3 separate regions of the Homo sapiens genome follow, and regions 1 and 3 are each linked to region 2. Evidence: chromatin contacts called from ENCODE Hi-C or POLR2A ChIA-PET data. All regions are on one chromosome and are shown on one strand. The core of a region is the stretch at or near the end of the contact, and the rest is flanking DNA. Distances in the headings are between cores, read along the strand shown. Region 1 has its middle 16 kb from the start of WDR19. Region 2 holds the start of TMEM156 (transmembrane protein 156). Region 3 holds the start of TLR10 (toll like receptor 10).

The links. Hi-C counts contacts between places; a loop is a spot of excess contacts on that map. ChIA-PET counts read pairs that join two places held with the same protein, here RNA polymerase II (POLR2A). Pooled maps may share reads with other maps.
Region 1: a loop to region 2 is called in a map of OCI-LY7, with 4 times the contacts of the local background. The contact joins the enhancer-like site here to the promoter of TMEM156 in region 2. A Hi-C loop is called at or near these places in 2 of 168 maps with a recorded cell type or tissue (OCI-LY7 and Ramos) and 2 of 50 pooled maps. POLR2A ChIA-PET finds 5 or more read pairs at or near these places in 7 of 52 experiments (A673, B cell, OCI-LY7 and 3 more).
Region 3: a pooled map shows a loop between it and region 2 (4-fold over the local background). The contact joins the promoter of TLR10 here to the promoter of TMEM156 in region 2. A Hi-C loop is called at or near these places in 2 of 37 single-sample maps with no recorded cell type and 3 of 50 pooled maps. POLR2A ChIA-PET finds 5 or more read pairs at or near these places in 4 of 52 experiments (GM12878, OCI-LY7, PC-9 and 1 more).

Annotation. Positions count from the first base shown.
Region 1 is chr4:39,164,671-39,168,349 of GRCh38, reverse strand. No RefSeq gene overlaps it. Among named protein-coding and RNA genes, the nearest start is that of WDR19, 16 kb to the left of the region's middle. RefSeq lists an enhancer at 441-1,640. Within about 2 kb of position 1,614, at least 2 of the 41 ENCODE cell types and tissues checked have a DNase peak (open chromatin) inside an H3K27ac peak, as active enhancers do; they include B cell and OCI-LY7, where a contact is called at or near this core.
Region 2 is chr4:39,030,724-39,034,524 of GRCh38, reverse strand. TMEM156 (transmembrane protein 156) reads left to right here and starts at 2,116. Exons shown (of 7, transcript NM_024943.3): 1 at 2,116-2,299. The coding sequence starts at 2,212.
Region 3 is chr4:38,780,888-38,784,377 of GRCh38, reverse strand. TLR10 (toll like receptor 10) reads left to right here and starts at 1,388. Exons shown (of 4, transcript NM_030956.4): 1 at 1,388-1,457. RefSeq lists enhancers at 2,067-2,236, 2,299-2,508.

The sequences.
Region 1 (3,679 bases), core at 365-2,864, 130 kb before region 2:
GTGCCTTTTCAAGATTTTTTAGGATTTGAAAACAAAAGGAAGTCAGAAGGGGCAAAATCAGGACTGTAAGGCAAAAACCTAGTGATTTCCCATTGAAACTTTTGCAAAATTTTCCGTTTGATGAGAGGAATGAGCATGAACATTGTCATGGTAGAGGACTCTGCTGAAGCTTTTCCAGGCATTTTTTTTTAAACTAAAGCCTTGGCTAACTTTCTTAAAACACTCATAATAAGCAGATCTAATTGTTCTTTGGCCCTTCAGACAGTCAACAAGCAAAATGCCTTGGGCATCCCTGAAAATTTTTGCCATGACCTTTGCGCTTAACTGGTCTGCTTTTGCTTTGACTGGACTACTTCCATCTCTTAGTAGCCATTGCTTTGATTGTGCTTTGCCTTTTGGATTGTACTGGTAAAGCCGTATTTCATTTCCCATTACAATTCTTCAAAGCAATACTTCAGGATCTTCAGCCACATCCTTTTTTTTTTTTTTTTTGAGACAGAGTCTCACTCTGTTGCCCAAACTGAAGTGCAGCAGCAGCAGCACAATCTTGGCTCACTGCAAGCTCTGCTTCCTGGGTTCAGGCAATTCTCATGCCTCAGCCTCCTGAGTAGCTGGAACTATAAGCATACGCCACCATGCCTGGATAATTTTTGTATTTTTAGTAGAGATGGGGTTTCACCATGTTGTCCATGCTGATCTCGATCTCCTGACCTTGTGATCTACCCACTTTGGACTCCCAAAGTGCTGGGATTATAGGTGTGAACCACTGCAAACATTTTTATCATTTTTTTCTAAAAAATTGATGTGGGTGGTCTGCCGCCGTGAGTTTCATCTTCAGCTTGTCTTGTTCCTTTCTAAAAGGACTGATCCATTTGTAAACTGCTGATTTCCTTGGGGCATTGTCCCCATAAACTTCCCGTAAAGCATCAGTGATTTCACCATTCTCCCACCCATGCCCCACCATAAAGTCGATGTTTGTTTCGTTTCAATTTCAGTAGCATGTTGCTCTGATAGGGATCTTTTTAAAACTGATGTCTTATTCTTTTTACTACCTCAAACTAGATCTTGTTCAGACATGTTGTAACAAGCTGGTACAAGTTTATTTTGGTGCAAAATAATCTTAAAATCCATATACACATTTTTCATAGTGCACTTTTTTTTGTTTTTGAGACAGGGCCTCTGCTCTGTTGCCCAGGCTGGTGTGCACTGGTACAATCATAGCTCCCTGCAGCCCTGATCTCCTGGGCTCGAGCAGTCCTCCAGCTTCAGCCTCCTGAGTAGCTGGGACAACAAGTATGCACCACCATGCCTGGCTAATTTATTTGATTTTTAGCGGAGACAAGGCCTCGCTATGTTGTCCAGGCTGCTCTCAAACTCCTGGGTTCGAGCAATCCTCCTGCCTTCGCCTCCTGAGTAACTAGGACTACAGGCACATGCCACTGCATCTGGCTGACTTAGGTATTTATTTATGGAGGTGGAGTTCTCGCTTTGTTGCCCTTGTGCTGAGATTGCAGGTGTGAGCCACCATGCCTGACCTGTTCAACTTTTATCTGCCAGATACTGCATCATGCCAGTTACAGAGATCAAAGACTCAATCAGTCTTCGAGAAGCTACATCGTTGTACAGATAATAAGCAATAAAACAAAACAAAATTATAAATCAAGCAGGACTCAGGGTTCTGGCTTCTGCAGCCGAATAAGTAGCTAAGATATACAGATAGATGAGATTTGGGGAGTATCAGTTTGGTTTGGAGTATATTAAATCATGAGGGACTCATGGGATATCAAGTTGGAGATGTCTAATGTCTAACTTGGAAGTGGGCCTTACGAGGGGTCACAGCTAGACATGTTGTCATTGGCATATAGTCATTGGCAGTTAAAGCCACGAGGGTGAATAATGTTTTTCCCCAGAGGGAAATAAAAAGAAGTAAAATGTGTTTCACTTGGTTTGATTTGGGGGTTAGGGGGTTGGTTTTTGTCTTTATTTTTTCCTCTTCTTAAATGTTTGATGGAAGGCTTGTAATAGAACTGAATAGCATGAGGAAGTGAGACTGAATTCACTGAAGCTCGGATAGAGTATAGGAGATTTTTGAATGAGAAAAGACCCTTAGCCAGTGGAAGCTGGGTGGTTAAGTTTCATGTGGTAGCTTCCTTCAAGGAGCACACAGGAAAATCTTTTCACGGAGAGACACCTAAGGAGCTGAGGACAGTTTAGCCTGACTGGAAGAATACAGGCAGTGCTACAATATGAAAAATGCTGAATACTTTTAGAACTAGTCGTAACTAATGGGAGCTCTACACTGAATGACATTTCCCATTCTTGTGAAGAAGAGGATGCTACTTTTTGCATTTAGGATTTTCTACAGTGCTTTGAGCAGACTAGAAGATGTGAGGATGGAAGTCTTCCAGTCTTCCACATGTTAAAACAGAAAGGAAAGTGGGGGACCTTTGTTGTTTTGTGTTTTCTACAGTGCCTTGAGTAGTGCCTTGCACAGAATAAACACTCAGTTTATATTTTAATATGAATTGATGGCATTTATTAGCTAGGAATTGGCCATCAAGATACTTATTGATAAAAGAAACTCCTTGTATTAGCTAGCTAAAAAATGAAAGAATGGATATAATTTTGCTCTTTTCATATAAGAATTACCTATTCTTTAACCTGTATAATTTTTTCCAGTTGCTTAGTGCTTTTGCAGCACTCATTTTTAGTGTAATGTGTTTCGTGTTTCTTAGGAATGTGGTGGACCACCTTGGTCAGCAGAAGGGAAAATAGGGGTAGCAGTAAGATCCACTAAAAAGAGTGTAATAATTTTTAGTGTGGCTGTTTCCTTCCTTTTTTTCACCATTTCTTCCCTTCCCTTCTTCCTCCTCATAAACCCTTTCCCCCTCCCCACAAGAAGACAATACATGTTAGCAACTTAATATGAATTCTGCCATACTTTTCCTCTATGGTCATAAACCATAAATGTGGCACACACATGTATATGTGTTTGTGTGTGTGTATCCATATATGTAATGGTGTTTTTGTGGCACTGTTGAACAAATGGTAATGTATACACATTTTTTTTTTTCTGTATCTTACCTTTCTCATTCAATAATATCTTCTGGATATTCCTCCAAATCCCATTTCATCTTTCCCCTGTGGCATCCACTTTATGCTCAGGGTTTTGCTACTAGAACATTGAGGTCCTTATAGATATTTTTAACATAATCATACTTTTATTTCTTTGGAATAAATTCCCATGAGTAGAATTGTTGGGCTGAGGAGTATATGTATTTTTAATTTTAATAGATTTATCAGAGTGATTTTCAAAAAGATTATAATGCTTAATGCTCCCACTAGCAACTTATGAAAGTACTTTTCCTTCACTTTCTCACCAGAAACGATCAACAATTTTCATAGGTTCTCTTAATTTTTGCTAGTCTGATAGGAATAAAGTTTCATTCTTACTTTAACTTGCATTTCCCTGAGAGCTAATGAATTTGAACACTTTTCATATGTTTGTTGGCTATTTCAATTTGTTCTTCTGCTATCTAACTTTATGGAGTTGTTTTTCTTTTTTTATTGTCAATTTGTAAGAGCTCTTTTTCATATTCTTGTGTAGTTAAACATGTCTATTTTAAAAATAGCTACTTGGTTTCTAGTCTTGGCTTTGAAGTTTTTATCTGTTTATAGG
Region 2 (3,801 bases), core at 867-3,366:
AAAGACCTTTCCACAGAATATAGTGAAGGGATAGAGGACAGTTTCAACTAGGAAAAAAAATTACTCATATAAAGTATATAAAAGCGTATATTTCGTATATTAATAAATATGTAGAAGTTAAATTTAAACTATCCTTTTTAAGGCTGCTATTTATAATTTTCTAAAAAGTATATTGCTTTTGCTTTCCTAGGGTAGAGCACCTCCTTGATATAAAAGATCCTCTCAATTTTAAACATTTGTATCTAACACAGAATGCATAATTATTTAATTAAGACGTTTGGTCTTGATTAGAAATAGAAACACATTAAAGTATTTTTGAGAACCTGGATCTCAGATATGAAATATAAGACTTAGGAAAGTTAAACACTAGCGTAGTAGCAACAACCTCTTGTGTTTGAGATTCGTTAATCTCTTATTCCTTCATTGAAATAGGAAGGAGAAGCTTGCAGTGGGTAAGTAATTGCAGATTTGTAGCCATTTCTAGCAGTTCCTAGAATCCCCTTTATAATCTAATATTTGTGTTTTTAAAAAATAATCTAATATTTGTAAAAGTGCTTTGGAAATTGTAAAACAAAACTATGGAGATGTGGGCCATTAGTATTATCATCAACCCTAACAGGATGTTAGAGAGTCAGATGTTGCCACTTCAAGGGAGATGACCGAGTTTTGGTGCATTTCAGGAAGCCAAAATCAGGCTGCAAGTAAACTTTGTATTTAAGAATAAATGAGACCGGGCTTGGTGGCTCACGCCTGTAACTGCAGCACTTTGGGAGGCTGAGGTGGGCAGATCACGAGGTCAATAGATCGAGACCATCCTGGCTAACATGGTGAAACCCCGTCTCTACTAAAAATACAAAACATTAGCTGGGCGTGGTGGTGCATGCCTGTAGTCTCAGCTACTCAGGAGGCTGAGGCAGGAGGATCACTTGGATCTGGGAGGCAGAGGTTGCAGTGAGCCAAGATTGCACCACTGCACTCCAGCCTGGAGACAGATTGAGACTCCGTTTCAAAAAACAAAAAACAAAAACAAAAGAATAAATGATTAAATTGATAAACTATACATTATTTCGTGTAATATTAGAAATACAATGAAGAACTGTGTTTCTCTGCATAAAACTTTTAGGTACGTGTTTTATACTCTGTTACAAAATAGTTGGGTGGAAAAACTCCCACCATATACAAAATGAAAAGGCAAATGACAACCTGGGAAAAATGTTTGCAAAACATATGCAAAGATTTCATATTCCCAATAGAGAAAAAAGTCTTATAGATCAACAGGAAGGATATAAATGCTGCAATAAAAGACATGAACATGCAATTAACAAAAGAAATTCAAATTGCCAGCAAATATTAAAAATCTTTAGAATTACTGTCAACCAAACAAATGCAAATTAAACAATACTTTTTTTTCCTTTTAAATTGGCAATGGTTAAAATGTTTCTATCTTCTAGATGTACTATTTTCTGAACACCAGAATTCAGCACAGCACCTGGCACCAAACAGGATCGACAATCATTTAATAAGTAAATGAATGAGTCATGTGCATGCAACCTAGACATGACTGACATTCACCCTTTTATTTCTTTCTCTCTTGAGAAGGGATCTCACTCTGTCACCCAGGCTGGAGTGCAGTGGCCTGTCATGGCTCACTGCAGTCTCAAATTTCTGGGTTCAAGTGATCCTCAGCTTCCTGAGTAGCTGGGACTACAGGAGTGCACCACCACACCTAGCTATATTAAAATTATTTTTGTAGAGAGGAGGGCTTGCTCTATTGACCAGTCTGGACTCAAACTCCTGAACTCAAGTGATCCTTCTGCCTTGGCCTCCCAAAGTGCTGGGATTACAGATGTGAGCCACTTCGCCCAGCCCACCGTTTTATTTTTGTGAGTATACTGTGGGTTTATATTTATAAATTGGGTGGGGAGAAGATCCCCTTGCTTCTTGAGATCATTTATTTACCTTTCTTGCTTAGAAAGACAAATAAATGGTCTGAAAGTGCTTATTTGGGGGGTAGTTTTTTTTTTTAATGGGAAGTGACTCAAAAGTGAAGTCTCAGTTCAAGACCTTTTTTTTTTTTTAAGTCTTACTCAAAAGGAAGTGAGTATGAGGTGAACTGCATTAACCTAAAGTGCTGCAGAGATAAACTTAAAGCAGGAAGCAACATACCATGAATGTACTGCAAGGGAACACATTTGTGTCATGTGAAGAGACATGACAAAAACAGCCCTCCTTAAATTATTTGTGGCAATAGTGATCACATTCATTTTAATTTTGCCGGAATATTTCAAGACACCGAAAGGTGAGTATATAATTGTAATCTAGCTTTCCTTTCTTAATTTAAAAAAATTAGTGTCAGCTAGTGGTTACAGAAAAGATCCTCTTTTTGGACACATGCTGCATAGGCTGAAGTTCTAGATCTGAAAAACTAATAAAACAAGATTGCAATTTTAGTTGACTGTTATATAGTACAGTAACCTAATTCATAGTACTTAATTATCATAGCATACCTAAAAATGAAAATATTTAAAATCTGTAGTCTAGATTTCAGACATTGAGATTACAATAATTGCATCATGATTTTGCTCTTTGAAACACTTTCTTCAAAGCAGTTTTTTTTTATTTTTTTATTTTTTATTTTTTTTTTTTGAGATGGAGTCTCTGTCGCTCAGGCTGGAGTGCAATGGCCTAATCTTGGCTCACTGCAACCTCTGCCTGCCGGATTCAAGCAATTCTCCTGCCTCAGCCTCCGAGTAGCTGGGATTACAGGCGCCCACCACCATGCCTGGCTAATTTTTGTATTTTTAGTAGAGACACGGTTTCACCATGTTGGCCAAACTGGTCTTGAACTCCTGACCTTGTGATCCACCCACCTCGGCCTCCCAAAATGCTGAGATTACAGGCTTGTGCCACTGTGCCTGGCCCAAAGCAGCTTTAAGTATGCTTTTTACATTTTGGAATTCTTTAATGAAGAAAGTGATATTTATTGTGTTAAAAATGCTAGAATTCCCTTTACTACAACTATTTCACACAGATAACTTACCGTCACCTTTTGACAAGAAAAAGCGTTTATATATTTTGAAAATACAATCAAAATAAGGTGAGTGGAAATTTAAACAGATGTATGTGTATGTATTTGTAACTGGAGAAAAATGGAACAAAATTAACTTTGTGAACGTTTCAGAAAATTGTGATATAATTGCTGAAACCTAGATTAGGAAAATAAATAGGTATAAATTTAAACTATTTTGATGTTAGCAAAGGACTTGAAAATTTATTAATGTGAGGTTCAAATGGTAATTGTGCTCCCTAGCATTTAATAAGAAGAAAAGGTGAAAAGAAAAGGCTGTATTCTATCATTAAATAGTCTTTATATGAATTTGATTAAAATCAGAGAAAAACTCATATTTGATTATTTGCTGCAATGAATATTTATTGTTGCATATATGTAATGCTAAATAGCCAGATAAAAATATTTTTGCTAATTATATTTGATGACATATTTCAGTGATTATTTGATGTTGCATTTACATGATGCTAAGTAGCGAGTTAAAAATATTTTTGCTAAATAAACACTATGACTACAATTTGGTTTTCTGGCATTATGTTACTTAGATGAAGCAATCATAGCACATATTTTCAGTGCTTGATTCCACTGGGTGAAAATGTGTTATAAAGAGAATAGTTAGAATAAAGATAATCTATTTTTAAGATATTGTGGGCTGAGAGTAAGCTCATTTAATAGTTATCCGGAGTAGGTTCTATCTATATATCTATCTAGCTAGCTAGCTAGCTATCGATCTA
Region 3 (3,490 bases), core at 139-2,638, 250 kb after region 2:
GAGCTCAGGTGGTAATGCAAGCGATGGGGAGCGACTGTAAATACAGATGAAGCTTCATTTGCTTACCCACCACTCACCTCCTGCTGTGTGGCTCGGTTCCTAACAGGCCATGAACTGGTACCTGTCTGTGGCCCAGGGGTTGGGGACCACTGCTCTAGATAACTCCTTTCCACCCTCTTCCTGCCTGATTGCTGAAATTATGGAGTCACCATTCCTACTCCTGCCCATCATCACATGACTGCCCCACCCAACTGATGAAAGGGATAACCGACCTGCACCTTGAAGAAAAGCATCATCAAAGAGCTCTAAGATGCTGTGGAAAACCAGTATGGTAGTTCTGCAAAAAATTAAACAGAATGGTCATACGATCCGTGAATTCCACTTCTAGGTATAGACTCAAAAGAATGTTAAGTACCAACTTAAATAGATATTTGTGCACCACGTTCACAGCAGCATTATTCACAAGAGCCAAAAGGTGAAAACTACCCAAATGTCCATTGATGGATGAATGAATGAACAAAATGTGGGACGTACATACAACAAAATAGTATTCAGCCTTAAAAAAGGAAGGAAAGATTCTATTATTCTATGTAATAATAATAGAAATGATATGGATGAACCTTAAAGACATTATGCTCAATGAAATAAGCCAGTCACAAAAAACCAAATATGGTATAACTCCACGGACATGAGGTACCTAGAGTAGTCAAATTCACACAGACAGAAAGTAGAATTATAGTTTCCAGGGTCTGAGGGAAGGGGAAAATGGGAAATTATTTTTTAATGGCATAGAATTTCAGTTTGGGATGACGAAAAATCTTTGGAGATGGGCAGTGGTGGTGGTTGCACAACAGTGTGAATGTACTTAATTAATGCCACTAAATTGTACATTTAAAAATGCTTAAGGTCAGGCGCGGTGGCTCACACCGTAATCCTAGCACTTTGGGAGGCCGAGACAGGCAGATCACTTGAGCTCAGGAGTTCAAGACCAGCCTGGGCAACTGGCGAAACCCCGTCTCTACAAAAAATACAAAAAACTTAGCCAGGCCAGTTGGTGAGCGCCTGTAGTCCCAGACATTTGCGGGACTGAGAAGCCCAGCCTCTTGCGGGCTTTAGCGCAAGAGGTCAAGGCTGCAGTGAGCAGTGATCACACCACTGCACTCCAGCCTGGGTGACAAAGTGAGACCCTACCTCAAAAAAAATAAAAATAAAAATAAAAATAGAAAGATGGTGAGCATGATAACTCCTATGTTATGTGTATTTGACCACAATTTAAAAAAGTGCTAAGATTATAATGAATATATATAACATGCAATACCAGTAGCATGCAGAAGAGGGCGGATGGGGTTTAAGCTTTACAGAAAACCTCGATTCAATTCCCTCCTGCAGCCAATTCTGACCGTGTCAACGAATCATCCACGCACCTGCAGCTCTGCTGAGAGAGTGCAAGCCGTGGGGTAAGAACCTTAGCTTTGTTTGTTGTAACTCTCATTAAAAAGATATAAGGGCTGCATGGGTATTTTCTAAAAAGGAGATAATTTGAGCTAATATTGAGGGGAGGGAAGTAGGGTTATTTAGATTTTTAGTATTTACTATTTTGTCTAGATTAATGATTAGTGACCTTGGGGCTATTGATCTGAGGAATTTCTTGCAGATGCTTGAGAGCGTGGGTTTCTTTTCACTGATTGCGGATCAAACCTGGTCAGCTCTTCTATTCAGATTGAACGGTCCTATGCACTGTGGCAAGTTTTTTCTAGCTCTTATTTCCCCACAGCGTATGTTAACCTCTGCTGGATGAAACCTTTGGCTATTTAAGGCATATTTGTTGCTCCTTTACCCCGTTGAAAAGTTCTGCATTTGTGTTACCTGTTTAAAAGTAGGGGCAGATCTGATGGATCTTGTACAATGCAGTTCTTATTCCGTTTCCTTCAGAAGTGGACAAAGAGGGCCATATGTGGTTGCTGTAAAGAAGAGGATGGTTAACAACCTGTGAGCATTTGGTTTCTTGATAAGCTTTCTCCCAGACCACCTACACTGAGCTATTAATTAGGAATAGGATGCACTTCGAGTTTTATTTCAATTCTTGTGAACTTATAACTTTCCTAAGAATATATTTATACATGTAGGCAAAGTCTCTTGAACTTTGTGGCACCTAGCAGAGTGTCCCACAGCAGCTGCATGAAGCTTCATAGACAGGGGCATGGGGTGAGAAAGGAGGAAGTGGCCGCCATGGCAGCTGGTCAGATCAATGGATTCAACCTCAGTGATTCGGTCCTTAGGATGTCGTTACATCTTAAGCCACCTCATTTCAAGGTTTGAGGTGCCTTGCATTTGGGTTTAGTTACCATCCAGAAGGAACCAGACAGGTCTGGGTTCAAATCTCTGCTTCTTCAGTTGGTCATCTTGGGCAAGTTACTTTACCTCTGGGCTTTAGCTCCTCCATCTGTAAAATATGAATAATAATGGCCGCCATTTTGTTGAGTCATTGAGGGATTAAACAAGGTAATGGACATAAAACACTTAGCTCCATGTCAGACACGTAGGAAATACTGAAAAGAAGTCATTCTTACTCTTATGTTGCAAAGATCATTCAACATTCAATAGGTTCTTAATCTCTTTTCTATTTCTTTATATCATTGGGAAAAGATAAATTAGATGATTAAATATTCTTTGGTAAAACACTAGTTGTCATTTGATGATGTCTTTTGACTTGGACTTTTAAATTATAAGATATTAAAGATGTATTAAGGAAGGTCATTCTCTGTTTTTTACCTGCTTTTAACGTAGTAGTAGGGATATGATATTAACATATATATACTATTTATAGACTACATCACCAACATGGTGAAACCCCATCTCTACTAAAAATACAAAAATTAGCCGGGTGTGATGGCAGGTGCCTGTAATCCCAGCTACTCAGGAGGCTGCGGCAGGAGAATCGCTTGAACCTGGGAGGTGGAGCTTGCAGTGAGCTGAGATCATACCACTTTACTCCAGCCTGGGCAACAGAGCGAGACTCCATCTCAAAAAAAAAAAAAAGTGTATGTCCTACTTTTAAAATTGCTTTAATGAGGCCAAGCACAGTGGCTCACACCTCTAATCACACCCATTTGGGAGGCTGAGGTGGGAAGATTGCTGGAGGCCAGGAGTTTAAGAGCAGCCTTGGCAACATAGTGAGACCCTGTCTCTATGTAAAAGTTGTTTTTATAAAATGTCATAATGCATAAGTATTGCCTGAGAGATAGGACCTTTACTATTGTTATATTAAGAGAAGTTCAAAAAGAGTTCCTCTCCCATTGTAGTCCCAGATAAGACTGTGGTATTGGGCAGGGGGAAGAAGTGGGTAAGAGATAGAAACTCTGACTTCTCAGCGCAGAGTTCCAGCTAAAGCAACTGGGTTAGATTCTGCTGCATTCTTAAGGGGCCATGGCTCTAAGACCTAGAAGCTTAAAGTCAATTGCTACAAATTAAGCACTCTATGAGAGGATAA